Regions from separate parts of the Homo sapiens genome. Here region 1 is linked to region 2. The links are chromatin contacts, found by Hi-C or POLR2A ChIA-PET in ENCODE. All regions are on one chromosome and are shown on one strand. Each heading gives the region's core, a stretch centred on a gene start or an enhancer-like site at or near the end of the contact. The rest is flanking DNA. Distances are from core to core; before and after follow the strand shown.

Region 1 (6,055 bases), core at 3,425-5,924, 1.3 Mb before region 2:
CCTTGGCCTCCCAACCTGCTGGAATTACAGGCATGAGCCACTGTGCCTGGCTTTTTTTTTTTTTTTTTTTAGTTGGAGTCTTGCTCTGTCACCCAGACTGGAGTATAGCGGTGCAATCTTCGCTCACTGCAACCTCTGCCTCCCAGCTTCAAGTGATTCTCCTGCCTTAGCCTCTCGAGTAACTGGGATTATAGTCCGCCACCATGCCCAGTAATTTTTGTATTTTTAGTAGACATGGCATTTCGCCATGTTGGCTAGGGTGGTCTTGAACTTCTGACCTCAGGTGATCTGCCCGCCTTGGCCGCCCAAAGTGCTGGGAGTACAGGTGTGAGCCATGCCCAGCCTGCATGCTAATTTGTTCTTCTCATCCCTTATTATTATCTATCTAGGTTGCTTCTGTCTTTTTGCCTTTATTTAGAATGCTGCCATGAACATCTCCCCCAAACTGTTGTCTGTTTCTTGGGGATAAACTGAAATGAGATTCCCTGGATGGAGAGGATTGGAGTTAAGGAACCCCAGGGCCCGCCCTGATCTGAGGTGTGCTGGGGGAGAGGGACCGGCCTGGCCGGCCGTCTCACCTACCTTGAAGGTGATCTCTGCCAGGCAGCGCGTGCACTTGATGTAAAAGCGGAAGATGGGCAGGCCCAGGTAGACCTCGTTCTGCACCGTCTCCTTCCGAGCATTGAATTTCTTCCCCTTGTAGATGTATTCTCCGCACGTCTTACACCTGCGGGGCAGCATGTAGGGATGTGAGCTGTCTTGGGACGCTGGCTCCCACTGGCAGGCTGTCCCTGCGGCATCCTGCAAGATCACTGCTTGCTTGCCTCCAGCAACGGGGAGCTCCCTCCTTCAAGAGGCAGGCTGCCCCACCCTGTGTCCAAATTTCCTCTACCTGAGAACTTCGTGTTCTCATTCATATCTTCCTGGGGCTCAGTCCAAGGGTCGCCTGCTTGGGAAGCCCCCTGAGTAGGTGAGGCCTGCCTGTCATGCACTCCCAGAAGCAATCTTTGTGCTTACGGGGCACCCCACCCTCCAGGAGGAAAGATGCCACACAGAAAAATGCTGCCCCACCCCCCTCTTCCCCTCCTACTCCGGGCTCTGCTCCCCAGCCCAGCACGCCCGCCTCCTGTCTGATCCTGCAAACACCCCCAGCTCAGTCCCAGCTCAAGGCCTCTGCTCCTACAGTCTCATGGCCGGCGACACCCTTCATCCTCAGACCTCAGCGCCACCAGTATTTTGCCTGATGTCACCGTACCCCAGCTACCTATAGCCCTCCCTCCTGCGCCACTGCCCCAGGGGCTCTCTCCTGCCTGACTTCGGGGGCCCGTGCACCTGCCTGACTACCACTATTCTCCACTTCCCATTAGACTGTGGGCTCCATGAGGCCAGGGACTTTGTTCCTGGCGCTCGGCACAGACCCTGGCACACAGCAGGTGCCCAATAAATGAGTGTTGAATGAATAAATGAATGAATGAGGGGGAGGAGTAGACAGGCCAACAACACATGGGCATGAACCGAATTTCACTGACCCAGATGTCTCTTTCCTCGTTAGGTGCGTGATTTCAGATATGCTAGAGCATGAAAAGGTATGGGGTTGAGAGTTGGTGAAATACAGTAATTCTGAAGTGCTACAAAAGGCAAGATCTGGGCACCGTGAGGGGATGATGGAGGCCTCCCGGAGGGGTGAGATTGGAGCCATGACCTATGGCAGACAAGAGGAGCCTGCCATGTGTAAGTAGAAGGAGAAGGCCAGGTGCGGCAGCTCACGCCTGCAATCCCAGCACTTTGGGAGGCCAAGGAGGGCAGATCACCTGAGGTCAGGAGTTCGAGACCAGCTTGGCCAACATGGTAAAACACCAACTCTACTGAAAATACAAAAATTAGCCGGGCGTGGTGGTGCACGCCTGTAATCCCAGCTACTTGGGAGGCTGAGGCAGGAGAATCGCTTGAAGCCAGGAGGTGGAGGTTGCAGTGAGCTGAGATCACGCCACTGCACTCCAGCCTGGGCAACACGGCAAGACTCTGTCTCAACAAAAAAAAAAAAAGAAAGAAAGAAAGTAGAGGGAGAGAGTTCCAAGCAGGGGCAGCAGTGTGTGCAAAGGCCCTGGGGTAGGAACGAGCTTGGCTGTTGGAGGAGCTGAAATATATCTATGGGGCTGCATCTCTGTGGCGTCCTATCCTCTCTGCACACACGTTTACTAACCACCATGATCTCAAGGCAGGCACTGGCTGGAGGGCTCTAAAAGATCCAAAGCTTAATCCCAAGTGGTGAGGCGAAGGAGGGTTGGAATGGTCAATGTCTGAGCCAGGACAATGTCTAAGACCAGTGATCTGGTCTTAACACCGGACGAGTCACCTCTGTGGATGCCAGGCACTGCGTCCTTCAGCCATGACTGGTGTGTGGGGTCACGCAGGGGGTGCTCACCTCATGTTGAAGGGGGCCATCAGCCGCACCACGTACTGCCGGTCTTTGGGGAGCTTGAGTTTGGGGATCTTTGATGGGTCAAAGTCCGGCGGGTAGTATTTCTGCAGGGGAGGAAGGAAACGTTGGGGGAGTTATTTTCAGAAGCAGGGGCAGGACATGGCAGAGGGAAGGGGCTCTGGGGAGCTGTGTCGGGGGTCCCCAAGCCCACCCCAGGTTCCGCGACAGGCAGGGAGGACTCGCAGGACTCAGTACAGTCAGAGGGAGGCCAGGCACAAGCTTCCTGACTCTCTCCTAGTGGAGTTATACAGGACGCATTTAATTCTCCTAAATACCAGTCATGACAATACACATGAAATGCTGTCTACACGGGAAGCTCTAAAAAGCCAGGGTTTGTTTTTGTTTTTGTTCTGAGACGGAGTTTTGCTCTTGTTGCCCAGGCTGGAGTCCAGTGGCGCGATCTTGGCTCACTGCAACCTCCGCCTCCTGGGTTCAAGCGATTCTCCTGCCTCAGCCTCTACAGTAGCTGGGATTACAGGCGCCCACCACCACTCCCCGCTAATTTTTGTATTTTTAGTAGAGATGGGGTTTCACCATGTTGGCCAGGCTAGTCTCGAACTCCTGACCTCAGGTGATCCACCTGCCTTGGCCTCCCAAAGAGCTGGTATTACACACGTGAGCCATCATGCCCTGCCCTTTGTAGAGGTTAAGCTTTGCTTAGCACTTCTGTTGTTCAGGCAGGAGACCGAGTTCCCCGAGGAGTCCCAACTCCCCAGCAATTCTGTAGAGGGTAAACCAGGACTCTGTTAGCTCAGCCTCCCAATCACGATACTACATCCGTTTCCTACAGAGTCATCTCCCTGGATCTGAATCCTGAGGAGCTGAAACCTGCAGGGCTCAGTTTACTCCTCTGTGAAATGCGCACACTGTCCTCTGTCTCCAAGAGTCTTTGCACGCATTCCTTGAGGCAAGGGGGATAAAGTGCTCTTTGCAGTGTCTGGCACCCAGTAGGTGCTCCAAACACAAAGTGCTTTATTTTCCAGTGGTGCAGTGGAGGTATCTGTCATAATCCATACTCACACTCCCTTTGTATCCCAGGGCTCCTGTTTCCCAGGAGTTCCTACAGCAAGCCTGAGACTGCTCTCCTAGAAAGACCTGCGTGGGGCCGGGCGCGGTGGCTCACGCCTGTAATTCCAGCACTTTGGGAGTATGAGGTGGGTGGAATGCCTGAGATCAAGAGTTCAAAACCACCCTGGGCAACATGGTGAAATCTCATCTCTACTAAAATACAAAAAAAATTAACCAGGCATGGTGGCGGGCGCCTGCAGTCCCAGCTACTCAGGAGGCTGAGGCAGGAGAATCGCTTGAACCCAGGAGGCAGAAGCTGCAGTGAGCCAAGAACGTGCCACTGCACTCCAGCCTGGGAAGCAAGCGCAAAACTCCATCTCAAAAAACCAAAAAACAGAAGTGTGCCAACAGTATAGTTTATACTGAACCTCTGCTTTTCTTCTGGGAGTCTGGAATCTTGGCCACTGTCAGGCAGAGGTTATCTGCATGACCAGACCCCAGTAAAATCTTGGCCACTGTAAGGCAGAGGTTATCTGCATGACCAGACCCCAGTAAAAAAAACAAAACACACACACACACACACACACACACACACACACACACACACACACACACACACACACACACACACACACACACACACACACACACACACACACACACACACACACACACACACACGCGCCACCCCACCCCACCCCACCCAAAGTACACGATTGGTTACAGTCCCCAAGTGGGGCGGGGCTTCTCAGAGCCACGCCCCTCAAGAAGAGGGCAAAACACGGCCGCCAGCATTTAAGGAAGCCCCGCCCCCAGAAAAAAAACCCTATCTGGTGGTGATTGGGTAAAAGCCCAAGCCACGCCCCGCAGGTGACTAACTACACCCCAGCCCAGAAGGGAGACTTAGCGAAGGCCCACCCCCCCGACGGAAGGCGATGGGGAGGAGTCTAGGGAGGAGTCTGGGAAGCCCCATCTCGCGGAAGGCCGCTGGGAAAGAAGGGTTCCAAAGAAGAGATCTCAGGAAGCTCCTCCCTCTCCCGGAGTTCCGGGATGTCCTGCTCCGATTGAAAAGCCCCAGTCGCCCAACACTTACGTTTAATACTTTTCGCTCCGACATCTTTGCCTTCTGATCACCTCGCAAGCACCTGAGAAATGGTTAGGCTGGGTAATTATCGAGCTTTTCCGACGGAAGCCTTACTTCCGCAAACGTCACTTCCTTCGGCCGCTATTATTGGCTGCAGCATACACAGCAGACCTCTTTCATTGGTTCCAATCCCCGCCTATCAAGCTGGAAGTCCCAGCGTCTTCCCTCCGGAGTTGCAACCTGAGTAGCGCGAAATAAGGATTCCGGGAGCCATGTGGAATTGGAGAATTTTGTATAGTGCGCTGCGCCCCCTAGAAGCGGGCAGCGGCTCGTTAAAATTTTGTAACGTGACCTCTTGTTCTTCATTCTTTTATTCAGCAAATATGTATTATGCGCCTGCCTTGTATTCTGGGCTCTGGGAATCCACACATCGTTCCTGGGCCCGCAACTCTCACATGGGGTTGGGGCCACACATAGGGTGACTTAAGAGGACCCTGGACGACTCTTGAGTCACAGACATTGACTTAAAGATCAGGCTCCAAACCAACTTCCTAAACATACGCAGTGTCTCCCAAATGTCCCTCCATTGCCCACCTGTGCCTTCCCCTTAACGAGGACTTCCCATCCCATTCCTTCCCCAGCCTCCTTCCCCAGCCTCCTCCCCACCTTTCATGGACGTTTCCTCTGTGTCAGATTGTTCCAGGAAAGGGGTCCGGATCCAGACCCCAGGAGAGGGTTCTTGGATCTCGTGCAAGAAGGAATTCAGGGCGAGTCCACAGTGCAAAGCAAAAACAAGTTTATTTAGAAAGTAGATGAATAAAAGAATGGCTACTTCACAGACAAAGCAGCCCCAAGGGCTGGTGGTTGCCCATGTTTATGGTGATTTATTGATGATATGCTAAACAAGGGGTGGATTATTCATACCTCCCTTTTTTAGACCATATAGGGTAACTTCTTGATGTTGCTGTGGCAATTGTTTGTTTATTTATTTATCTTTTGAGGAGTCTTGCTCTGTTGCCCAGGCTGACGGGCAGTGGTGCGATCTTGGCTCACTGCAACCTCTGCCTCCAGTGGTGCGATCTTGGCTCACTGCAACCTCCACCTCAGGATTCAAGTGATTCTCCTGTCTCAACCTCCCGAGTAGCTGGGATTACAGGCACGCACCACCACACCTGCCTAATTTTTGTAGTTTTAGTAGAGATGGGGTTTCACCATTTTGGCCAGGCAGGTCTCGAACTCCTGACCTCAGGTGATCTGCTCGCCTCTGCCTCCCAAAGTGCTGGGATTACAGGCATGAGCCACTGCACCTGGCCAAAAATCAACTCCATCTTAAAATTAACAAGGCACATTCGCTGCCAGTCACGAGCCAGGGTCATAAGATGTTTACAATTGAGAAAACGTCTTACAAATGCCTAGGAGGACACACTACTACAACAATGGAAGGTCCAGATGTCCTGATATTGCATAGCAATGTATGCTTT
Region 2 (5,860 bases), core at 1,687-4,186:
TTGCTACATTTATTATAGTATTTATGTGTTTCTTTTCCTTTTTTTTTTTTTTTTTTTGAGACAGAGTTTTGATCTTGTTGCCCAGGCTGGAGTGCAGTGGCATGATCTCGGCTCACTGCAACCTCCACCTCCTGGGTTCAAGTGATTCTCCTGCCTCAGCCTCCCGATTAGCGGGGGTTCCAGGCATTTGCCACCATGTCCAGCTCATTTTTGTATTTTTAGTAGAGATGGGGTTTCTCCATGTTTGTCAGGGTGGTCTCGGACTTTGGACCTCAGGTGATCTGCCCACCTTGGCATCCCAAAGTGCTGGGATTACAGGCGTGAGCCACCGCGCCCGGCCTATTTATGTGTTTCTTAATGATGTAAGGTGAAAAGCTGTGCTACTGTTTACTTCTTCAGGGACTCTGATAATAGGCATGTTTTTCTTTCCTGTCTTTTGTTCCCACTGCTTCCTCTCTGACAGTTATTCCACTGTTTCCTATCACTTCCAATTTCTTTGTAGTTTCCTTGCCTCTTATCTTTGACACAATGTGAGTATCCTAAGCTTCATTAATATCCATTGATGAAGGCTGAGGCAAGCGGATCACTTGAGGTCAGGAGTTCCAGACCAACTTGGCCAGCATGGTGAAACCCCATCTCTACCAAAAAATACAAAAATCTGCCAGGCATGGTGGTGCAACATAAGACAAGCTTTGAGTAGCAAAAGATTGGAAACAAGTCCACTGTCTATTTAGAGAGACCTTGTTACATCAGCTTACATCATCTTACATCTGTAAGGAGTAAGGAAGTCACCTATTAAGATGAAGAGAGGTGGAGGATTTATTTTTTTCATTGAGCCACAAAAACAATTGTAATGCAATGTGTACACCATGGTACTTTTTAAAAATAATAAAGCGGGGGGAAACAAAACGTGTCGTTCAAATGGCGTTTTTTTGTTTGTTTTTGTTTTGAGATGGAGTCTCGCTCTGTCACCCAGGCGGAGTGCAGTGGTGCGATCTTGGGTCTGCAATCCCCGCCTCCCGGGCTCTAGTGATTCTCCTGCCTCAGCCTCCCAAGTAGTTGGGATTACAGGCATGTGCCACCACGCCCGGCTAATTTTTATATTTTTAGTAGAGACAAGGGTTTTGCCATGTTGGCCAGGCTGGTCTCGAACTCTTGACCTCAGGTGATCCACCTGCCTCAGCCTCCCAAAGTGCTGGGATTATAGGCGTGAGCCACTGCGCCCGGCCCTAGAGAATTTCTTAAAGTAAAAGGCTGTACTGTTCCTATGGTAATTGAATTCTTATTTTAACTCATTTGAGAAAATAATCATAGAAGTTTAAATAAATTTGAACTCGACGTGAAAATTCTGAATACTTTTATTCAGTTGAGCCGCAATTCCTAAAGCCTGGAACGCGACTGCTCATCTCCGAAAAGACTTTCCAGCTTGAGACAGAGTAGAAGTATAAACTCTATATCGCTTGCCATTTTACATACAAACATAATTGTCGTAATTCATGTTTTTACTGTGTCGACCTAAATAACAGGCTGTCTAAAAACGGTGGTAACAGTTCATTGCAGTGGGAATATGCGCGGCATAGCAAACTATGTGCTTATTCAGGGAGGTAAAGGAAGACAAAGGTTGTTTTTGGTTTTCATTTTTTTGAGACGGGGGTCTCTGTTGCCCAGGCTGGAGTACAATGGTGAGATCACAGCTCACTGCAGCCTCAATCCCCACGGGCTCGAGCGATCCTCCTGCTTCAGCCTATCAAGTCGTTGGGACCATAGGCGCACACTCCTTTATTCCCAGCTAATTTTTGTATTTTTTGTATATATGGGGTTTTGCCATGTTGCCCAGACTGGGACAAAGGTTTATAAAGGAAAAAAAAAATTTTAAATGAGGATTACATCATTTTTCAGAAATAATTATCCTTGTCTACAAAGATCAGTAACAAGGGTCACACCAGTCTGAGTGTCCCTGTAAAAGTATTTTTTGTTTAAGCCTGTGGTTTTTGTAGAGTCTTTTTCGTTATTAAGCATATAAATGTGAGACCTCTCTCTTCATGACCTTACGTGGTTCTGTTTGTGGGAGGGCTGCTTTTTTTTTTTTTGAGACTCAGTTTCGCTCTTGTTGCCCAGGCTGGAGTGCAGTGTCCTGATCTTGGCTCACTGCAATCTCCGCCTCCTGGGTTCAAGCGATTCTCCTGCCTCAGCCTCCGGAGTAGCTGGGATTACAGGCGCCCGCCACCGTGCCCAGCTAATTTTTGTATTTTTAGGAGAGAAGTGGTTTTCGCCATTTTGGTCAGGCTGGACTTGAACTCCTGACCTCTGATGATCCGCCGGTCTCCGCCTCTCACGGTGCTGGGATTACCGGCGTGAACCACCGCGCCCGGCCGAGAGTTTTAAGAACACAGGGAGCGCCTGGTGGGGTCCGGCCTCCTGGGGCCTCGTCGTCTGGTCTCCAGATCTCCAGGTCTCTGGACCCCAGGCGTCCGCGCCCACGCGGGACAGCACGGTGACGTCACGCACGCGGGTCCCGCCCCCACGCAGGACTCCGCCCCATGGGACTCCGTGCCCTTCCTCTCCTCCCCGCACGAGGGGCCGCTCCGAGGGGAAACTGAGTCTGGAGTTGCCGTGCAGTCAGGGAGGAGGACGCCGCGCCCTCCCTGGACTGGAGTGAGTTCTCCCAGATCCGCGGCTGCCCGGCTAGAGGGTCAGCCACGCGTGTTCTCGACGAGCCCGTCACTGAGGAGAGAATTATCCAATCAGGACAGGCAGGGGCGGGGCCTAGGGAACTGTCCAATCAGAGACGTTAATCCGAAGCGGAGCCCTGCCCAATCAAGGGCGCTAGGGGGACGGACTGGAGAATTCTCCAATCAGGGGTGCGGAGTCGACAGCACTGTCCAATCAGAGTCTCCACTTCCCGAGATCTGTCCAATCAGACCCCGAGGACGGTAAGCCGAGTTCCCCTCTGCCTTGCGCGCTTCCCCGCCTACCCCGAGCGGCTCAGGTGTCCTGTCGTGCTCACCTGCGCCGGTCGCTGGACCGCGGGGCGCTAACCCTGGAGAGCCCAGGAGCGGGCGGGACATGGTGAGTGCCGGGCGGGAGCCGAGCCCGGGCCCAGGGCGAGGTGGGGCGGCAGGAACCGGCTTCCGCCCGAGTTCGCAGCCGGAGAAAGCTGAGGGACGCGCGGGGCGGCGCACGACGAGCGCCTGGGCCCCGGGGACGTGGTCACAGCGGCCGAGGGGTAGGGCTGGGGGCAGTCTGGGGTGACAGCAAAAGCGGTCAGGGGCTCGAGGGGTAGTTTCTGGGGACAGTACAGGTCAGGAGTTTGGGGAGAGCTTGTGGGGACAGCAGAGGTGGTCAGGGGCTTGAGGCAATTTAAGTGGACAGTAGAGGTTTAAGGGGCACAGGGGCAGTTTGCGGGAACAGACACGGTCAGGGGCTCGGCGGCAGTTTGGGGGTTCAGTGGAAGGGAGTCAGGCTCAAGGGCAGATTAGGGGGCCAATAGCAGCGGTCAGGAACTCGGGGACAGTTTGAGGGGGCCGTAGAGGCGGTCATGGGTTTGAAGGGGCAGTTTTGGGGGACAGGTGATCAGGGGCTCGAAGGCAGTTTAGGGGGACAGTAGCTGCAGTCGGGAGTTTGGGGGCAGCTCGAGGGGACAGCAGAAGCAGTCAGGGGCTCAGGGGCACTTTAAGGGGGGCAGTAGAGGCGATCAGGGGCTTGAGGGAAGTTTGGGGGGACAGTAAAGGGAGTCGGGCTCGAGGGATGTGTTGGGGGACAGTAGAGGCAGTCAGGGGATCGGGGAGAGTGGGAGGAGAGGGCAGGAGCCGTCAGGGGCTTGGTGGTCAGTTTGGGAAGGTCTGCCAAGGAGGAGGTGGTGCCCTGTCCTGGAGCCTGTCAAATAATAAAATCCTGGGCCGGGCGCGGTGGCTCACGCCTGTAATCCCAGCACTTTGGGAGGCCGAGGCGGGCGGATCACCTGAGGTCAGGAGTTCCAGACCAGCCTGGACAACATGGCGAAATCCCGTCTCTACTAAAAATACAAAAATTAGCCCGGCGTGGTGGCGGGCGCCTGCAATCCCAGCTACCAGGGAGGCTGAGACAGGAGAATGGCGTGAACCTGGGAGGTGGAGCTTGCAGTGAGCCGACATGGCGCCGCTGCACTCCAGCCTGGCGACAGAGAAAGACTCCGTCTCAAAAACAAAAACCAAAAAAAAAAAAAAAAAAAAAAATCCTGGCTAGAGAAGGAGAGAGAAAAATAGGGATAAGCCCCAGCCTCCGAAACCTGCCAGGTCTCAAAATCAACCAGGAAAAGGCTTTACTTTCATACACAAGAAAAGGTTTGGAGGAACGTTTTAGGGGACAAGCAGAAAGGAGGTTGACAGTAAATGTACCTCCTCGTGGTCAGCTAGCTCAGGGGAGGTGACAGGGGACTCCACACTTACTGCTTGCTCAGACTCGGGGGGGCCAAAGTTCAGGGGCCTGCGGAGAGGACAGAAGGCTGAGTAAAGTTTGGGGAAGAAACGGGAGGCTGCGAACATGTGGTCAAGCTTGTGTAAACCCAAACGTAGTAAGGAAACTTTTATGAAAAAGGATTATTGCGAGGTATTGGGGGAGGGGGAGAAGGGGCTGTTGCAATAGGGAGAAGGGTTAGTTGGATTAGAGGCAGGAGAGTAATGCCAGAGGCTTGAGGTTCTATTGCAGTGGGGTGGGGGTATAAGCAACAGGGGCATGGGGACAGTTGATGATTGAGCTGCGGGACTAATGCTGTAGCCACAGGGAGACAGCTGCAGGGGGAGAGCTCTGTGACCGTCAAGTATGCAGGCATCTGAAGAGTTGGCTAGGCCTGGCGCGGTGGCTCATGCCTGTACTCCCAGCACTTTGGGAGGCTGAGGCAGGTGGATCACCTGAGGTCAGGAGTTCAAGACCAGCCTGGCCAACATGGTGAAATCCCATCTCTACTAAAAAATACAAAAATTAGCCGGGCGTGGTAGTGTGTGCCTGTAATCCCAGCTACTTGGAAGGCTGAGGCAGGGAGAATTGCTTGAACTCGGGAGGCAGAGGTTGCAGTGAGCCATGATCACACCACTGCACTCCAGCCTGGGCACACCTAACCTAGTGAATCATTTCTGATGACAAAGAATGGGATTTCGGAGGGTCTGAATCTGGCCTTGTCATCTGCGTGAATCTTATCTAAGTCGTATGGGAAGGGAGGGTCCTGGCTGTCCCAATTCCAGAGCACAGCAGGACGGGGTTTCACCTTTGCTGGTTTCCAGGAGCACAGAGCTGAAGTCAGTTCAACATTGTCACCTGACAGCTGCGAACAGCCTCGTCTGTGTCCAGCTCAGCATTGGTATTGTTCCTATTTCAGCCCCAGGTTTTAGTAAATGTAAAATAATGAGGCCGGGCATGGGGATGCGCACCTGTGGTCCCAGCCACTTGAGAGGCTGAGGGGGGAGAATCGCTTGAGCCCACGAGTTTGAGGCTGTACCACTCCACTCCAGCCTGGGCAACAGAGCTAGACCCTGTCTGGAAAAAAAAAAAAAAAAAAAAAGAGCCGGGCGCGGTGGCTCACACCTGTAATCCTAGCACTTTGAGTGGCTGAGGTGGGCGGATCACAAGGTCAGGAATTCAAGACCACCCTGATTGACATGGGGAAACCCCGTCTCTACTAAAAATATCAAAATTAGCCAGGTGTGATGGCAAGTGCCTGCAATCCCAGCTACTTGGGAGTCTGAGGCAGGAGAATCGCTTGAACCGGGGAGGCGGAGGTTGCAGCGAGCTGAGATTGTTTCACTGCACTCCAGCCTGGGAGACGGAGCAAGACCCTGTCTCAAAAAAAAAAAAAAGAATAAATGCTTTTTGCCTTTTTTTTCTT

What was found. Hi-C counts contacts between places; a loop is a spot of excess contacts on that map. ChIA-PET counts read pairs that join two places held with the same protein, here RNA polymerase II (POLR2A). Pooled maps may share reads with other maps.
Region 1: a pooled map shows a loop between it and region 2 (9-fold over the local background). The contact joins the promoter of YJU2 here to the promoter of ZNF77 in region 2. A Hi-C loop is called at or near these places in 8 of 50 pooled maps. POLR2A ChIA-PET finds 5 or more read pairs at or near these places in 2 of 52 experiments (GM10248 and HepG2).

What each region holds. Positions count from the first base shown.
Region 1 is chr19:4,245,699-4,251,753 of GRCh38, reverse strand. YJU2 (YJU2 splicing factor homolog) reads right to left here and starts at 4,674. Exons shown (of 8, transcript NM_018074.6): 1 at 4,584-4,674; 2 at 2,426-2,526; 3 at 583-727. The coding sequence starts at 4,607. RefSeq lists enhancers at 4,515-4,604, 4,945-5,084, 4,843-5,614.
Region 2 is chr19:2,942,047-2,947,906 of GRCh38, reverse strand. ZNF77 (zinc finger protein 77) reads left to right here and starts at 2,936. Exons shown (of 4, transcript NM_021217.3): 1 at 2,936-3,069. The coding sequence starts at 3,067. RefSeq lists an enhancer at 2,541-2,700 and silencers at 2,771-3,020, 3,161-3,240.